Linked DNA regions of Mus musculus: region 2 is linked to region 1. Evidence: chromatin loops called from intact Hi-C (ENCODE). Cell type or tissue: heart. All regions are shown on one strand. Links, peaks and the distances in the headings refer to the core of each region. The heading gives the core; the rest is flanking DNA.

Evidence for each region. A loop is a pair of places that touch in the nucleus more often than their neighbours do. Peaks named below come from ENCODE experiments on the same cell type or tissue, not always from the same donor. Only the 100,000 strongest peaks of a DNase experiment are listed, where the experiment ranks them.
Region 2: it touches region 1 in a loop (8-fold over the local background); 4 of 42 quality-filtered maps call a loop at or near these places.

Annotation. Positions count from the first base shown.
Region 1 is chr8:118,442,096-118,444,904 of GRCm38, reverse strand. The region is part of intron 1 of Cdh13 (cadherin 13); the gene reads right to left. Among named protein-coding and RNA genes, the nearest start is that of Gm24035, 17 kb to the right of the region's middle. In heart, for the core only: a CTCF peak has its summit at 1,340; a DNase peak (open chromatin) is centred at 1,364.
Region 2 is chr8:118,332,487-118,335,295 of GRCm38, reverse strand. All of the region lies in intron 1 of Cdh13 (cadherin 13), which reads right to left. Gm51555 (a long non-coding RNA gene) reads left to right here and starts at 1,427. Exons shown (of 3, transcript XR_003947471.1): 1 at 1,427-2,809. In heart, for the core only: no CTCF peak of the experiment used is centred there; no DNase peak of the experiment used is centred there.

The DNA.
Region 1 (2,809 bases), core at 211-2,710:
TTTCAAACCGAAATTTAAAACAATGGTCAATGACTCATGCTAACTACGTGGTCAAGAATCAGATCCACCACACCCTTGTTCTGGGTAAGGAAAGGTTGATGACGTCCTGTCCCCAGTGGCCACCCAGTCCTGGTGAAAAGAAAAAGATCCGCATTCAGCCTCTTGGGGTAGATGGCCCCCAGCACATGCAGACACAGCCATGTCAGAAACCTGGCATGCTTCTGTTACCCGTGGAAGGAGAGGGTGCCATACACCCCAGCTTTCCCCCTTTCCCCAGCCTGCTGCTGGATCCCCTCCAGCCTCATATAATGGTGACTAAATACGTGTCTCAGCAGGGAAGCTCCAGGAGACCTCTCAGCCGCAAAGGCAGAGTCTGTCCTAATACAGCCCGTTATCAAACATCTAAAGCACAAGTTCAGAATTTGTATCAGCCCAAGAATCCTAAGTGGACCTAAAGATCAAAGGATGGAAAGAAAATTCATAAGAAGGATCAACCCGGGGAAAGGTGCATTTCCACCGGAAGATGGCTTATCAGTCTCCCACACTGAGAGCATAGCTCCCAGAGTATGCAGCCTGGAACAGAAAACCTATCCTGTTGCTCCATGAACTACTAAATGTATGGGTTATTGTCTAAGAGGGTTTTACTGCTGTGAACAGACACCATGACCAAGGCAACTCTTATAAGGACGACATTTCACTGGAGCTGGCTTAGAGGTTCAGAGGTTCAGTCCATTATCATCAAGGCGGGAGCATGGCAGCATCCAGGCAGACATGGTGCAGGCAGAGCTGATAGTTTTCCATCTTCACCTAAAGGCTGCTAGTGGAAGACTGACTTCTCAGCAGCTAGGCTGAGGGTCTTAAAGCCCATACCCACAGTGACACACCTACTCCAACAAGGCCACACCTATTCCAATAAGGCCACACCTACTCCAACAAGGCCACACCTATTCCAACAAGGCCACACCTATTCCAACAAGGCCACACCTACTCCAACAAGGCCACACCTACTCCAACAAGGCCACACCTACTCCAACAAGGCCTTACCTATTCCAACAAGGGCATACCTCCTAATGGTGCCACTCCCTGGGCCAAGCATATACAAACCATCACAGTTACTCAAGAGTTCCCATCCTAAAATCAAGAGATCAGCCAAGAGCAGGGCATGGTAGAATAGACCTACAATCTCAGCACCTGGCAGGGAGTGGGGGAGGCAGGAGGATCATTAGAAGTTTGAGGCCAGCCTGGGCGACAGAGCAAAACCCTGTCTCAAAACCAAAAACAAAGAGAGTTGACCAGGAAATGGAATAGATTCCACACACTCCCTCCACCGGGCCACAGAGGGCAGTAGAGACTACAGTGCTGATGAACCCTGCCTCTCTCTCCATTCAGATGATTGAGGGCATTCATCTATTAGTTGAATTACACTGGGTATGCCTCTCTTCCGTCCTGGAACCTGGGCTTCCACTGTAAAAGGGGGGTGTGGGGTGTGCTTACCTCTTTCTCTGGGAGGCTGGGAGGACCAGGAAAAGGACACATGGCACACCAGACAGATAAAGCCACTGTGAGTTAACACCAGGAGGGCAAAACCTTTTGCATCTTTCTCAGATTCTGCATCCCAGAGCTCAAGAGCATTTTTGTTTGTTTGTTTGTTTGTTTGTTTGTTTTTTAAACTGTTAGACCCAGAGAAATGGCTCAACACGTAAAGGCACTGTCACAAAGCTTGGAGAACTAGGATCCCACCCTAAGACATGTGATAGAAGAACCAACTCCTGAAAACTGTCTTTTGAGCAATATATATATATATATATATATATATATATATTTTATATATGTCTTTTGAGCAATATATATATATATACATACACACACATATATATACACACACATACATACATATATATACATACACATACATACATACATTTATATACACATTTATGCATGCACACACACACATACACACACATGCTAAATGCACAAAGTAAATAGTAATACATTGAAATGTTTTATAAAAAAAATTATTCTGTGCCTAGACCTGGATTTGGTAACCACAGGACCCAGCCTGCTGCTGTCTTAGCTGGCTACAGAGTGTGTGAGCCAGGCAAATGGACATTGCAATCAGACACCAACAGATCACCAAGGAAAGACAGGGGCTGAGTTTCTGTACTCTGAGACCATCCCTGGCTTCTCTGTGGAATGGGATGAGAACTCTACTGTAGAGGAGACGGCATGGAGCACTCTGTAGCTATTATTTTTTAAGTCCTAAATCTTTCGGAAACAGATTGCTTTTGTGTCGATGCGGGCTGAGAGGAGTGGGTTTCCACTCTCTACGAGAAAAGACGCAGGCAGAGCGATCAACTTGGAAGAAACTAGAGTCAGGAAAAATTGGTTTGAATTATTCTACGGCTTAGATAAAATACCATAACTGCTTTGGAGTTCTGAGACATGGCGCCGAACAGGCTTCGAATTTACAAGTTGTTTGCAAAGATGTCACAACAGCACTGTTCCACTCAGTCAAAGAGAAATTAAGCCCCCGAGACAATACAACTTGCAAGAGTATTTTCTGAATGAACCAAATGTGTTGCACGTGGCTTGGACCAGACCTAGAAGCAACTCAATGGTTCACCAGTTTCCTGAAGAGCTTGCCTCTGGGGGTGAGGGGGAGAATTTGAAAGGATCTTCATTCCTAGATGCCCCAGGGGAAAGGAAAAGGAATAGAAAAGAAGAAAGTATTTTCTAGAACACAAGTGCAGCTGTTTGTTTGTTTCCGTCTTCACAATGCTGGTGAATGGTAGGAAGCATTTTTTTG
Region 2 (2,809 bases), core at 263-2,762, 110 kb after region 1:
GCACTCCTGAATGTCTGAGAAGGGTGTGGGGTGCTAAGAAGGTCACTACACTTCCACTGCAGTCAGAAAGGGAAGGATTAGTTCCCATTCAGTGCATACAACAGGGAAGGGAAACTCCACCCATTCTTTCCACCTTGACTCTCTCGGTGCTCTGTGCCGACTCATCTTGACATAACCACAAGAGGGCGCCATGGGGTGGGTGGAGCCATTCCCAACAGGTACCCCTGAAAGCCACTCATGTATATGAGGGAGAAGTAGGGTCATTTGAAGAAAGGTAGCAAACTAGCAGGAGGGAGGGGGACGCAGAGGGTGTGGGGCGTGAATGTGGTGTAAGGGTGTGATACAGTCGAATGAAAGTATCTTTGTGAAATCCATCACTAAGTATGATGAATATATACACACACACACTCACACATACACACTCACTCTCACACACTCACTCTCAGACAGACATACTCACACATACACACACACACACACTCACCAGATGGTCTCTTTAAGATAGAGGTTCTGTTTTAAAACCTCTGAGATGGGACCCTAGGCATGGTAGAACTTTCTACACTTGGTTGAACCTCTTCCTGGGAGCCAAGGATTAATGAAAAGCAAAGAATGCCAGGCAGAGAGCGCCCACAAAAATAAATGTTCTAGGATACCCACTGGCTTCATAGACTGAGAGGTCTTATGTACCAACATACTCACCTGAGCTCAATGAATGTCTCTGTTGACAGCTGAGGGTTGTTGATCAACTGGTCATTTTTTGCTACATAAATGTTTTTATATGATCTGTGTTATGTTTTCAATATCTGTATCTCCCCCTAATTGAGGACTCTGGGGAGACGGCTTAGTCAAGTGCTTACCACATAATCATGAGAACCCGAGTCTGAACCCCAGGACCCACATAACAAACAAAAGAGGCATGGTGACATGGTGTTTTAATTCCAGTGTGGGGGAGGCAGATATAGGGGGATGTCAGGAGCTCACTGGGCAGCCAGCCTAGCCTAGTCTGAGAACTACACATTCTAGCAAGAAACTGTCTCAAAAGGAAAGGTGGGCACCTACTGAGAAATGATCCTCTGACCTCCACATACAAGCACACACATGTGAATGTATACATGGACCTGCAACATGAATACAAATATGAGAGAGAGAGAGAGAGAGAGAGAGAGAGAGAGAGAGAATATCTGTACGTTAAATCAAAACCATTCATATTAGGAGGAAGAGGCTGTTGGAAGTAGTTAGATCATGAGAACAGAGCCCCCAAGAATGTGTCTAAAGTTCCAATGGCAGAGGTTCCATAGAGCCCACTTCCTACTCCCCAAGATGAGGGGATCAGAGACAGTCAGGTATATGGATGCAGATCTCATCAGACATAGACCCTGCCAGGGCTTTGGCCTGTGACAGCCCAGCCTTTGAGCTCTTATTTATTGTTTTTTTTTTTAAATTTATTTATTATATATGTAAGTACATTGTAGCTGTTTTCAGACACACCAGAAGAGGGCGTGGGATCTCATTTATAATCCACTCCGTGTTTGCTAAGTTTGTAAACCAAAATGTGTCTCCAATAACACTGGAGCACTTACCCCCTTGGTTGGATCATTTCCCCACAGCTGACCTTACTGTGGGAGACTCCACTTGGAGTCACACGTGGAAACATGATAACTCATGTGTGGCTCGGTAGGGAGCATCCCAGCTGTCACTGTAAGCTGTGTGTCTACCTAGGATCTAGGTGCCCCATCTCAGAGCATTGCATTAAGCCTGAACAGTCATTGAAAATCATTTCCAAGCAAATTTTAAGCATTACTCCTTTAAGAGTGTGGTAATTACTCTCCAATTTTTACCTTCCTCAACTTAGAAGAGGAAGCCACACCCAGGAGAGCATACCTAGGAACCTAGGAACCTAAGAACCTAAGCATACTTAGGCCAGAGCTAAGGTTTGGGCTCTGAGTGGCCGCTGATATGCCTGCAGGTTGGTTCTGAAGAGGATAATCCACCTAGTGTTCTGTCTTCTGGACCTTATCTTCCCATGCCAAAGAACTCAATCATTTAGACAAAGAGTCAAGAGCTCTTGTAGGTACTTTCATTCTGCAGAATCAATATAGACTCAAGATAGAATCTACCTAGTGTTCACATTTTTTAAAGAGCTATCGGGAAATAACTCCCCGAACCACAACTTCATTGCGTATTTGTTAAACCATCACGGTGAACATGCAGTCAGTCCATGCAACCCAATGGCTTCGTCTGTGTCACACAGCAGACATCAGTTGCTAAAACTGACTATAGGTTCAGACTCCTGGCAAACAGTCCAAGACAGCCAGTACTGGATAGTGGCTCCCCACACATTTTTCTCTCCCGGATATGACAGAGGGGCTGTACTTATCTAAGAAAATGATCCCCTGAGATGCTCATATGTGGCCCAGGTGGCATCATTTTCAGGAATATATACATGAGTCACCTTTTGTTCTGAGCTCTAGAACAGGGCCTTAAAGACCTGTCACATGGGCATTTGCCACTGTCTAAACCCAGGTATTGTCCCTGTTATTGGACCATTTCCCCCAAAAGACATGAGTCTATAACTCCTCAGGATCTGTTCGCTCTGACCTTCACTCTCCATGCCCTCGTCCCTCCCCTCTTCCACTGCCTTGTATATAGACTGCCTTTAGGAAGGGACAGACAGCAGGACAGACATTCCCCATCCGACTCCCTACCATAAACTTAATAAGAGAAGGGAAGATAGGAGAGTGAAAAGAACATACATTATAGATCTGTTGGTTCTACAAAAGAATACAAAGCACATGCCTTTATCAACAGA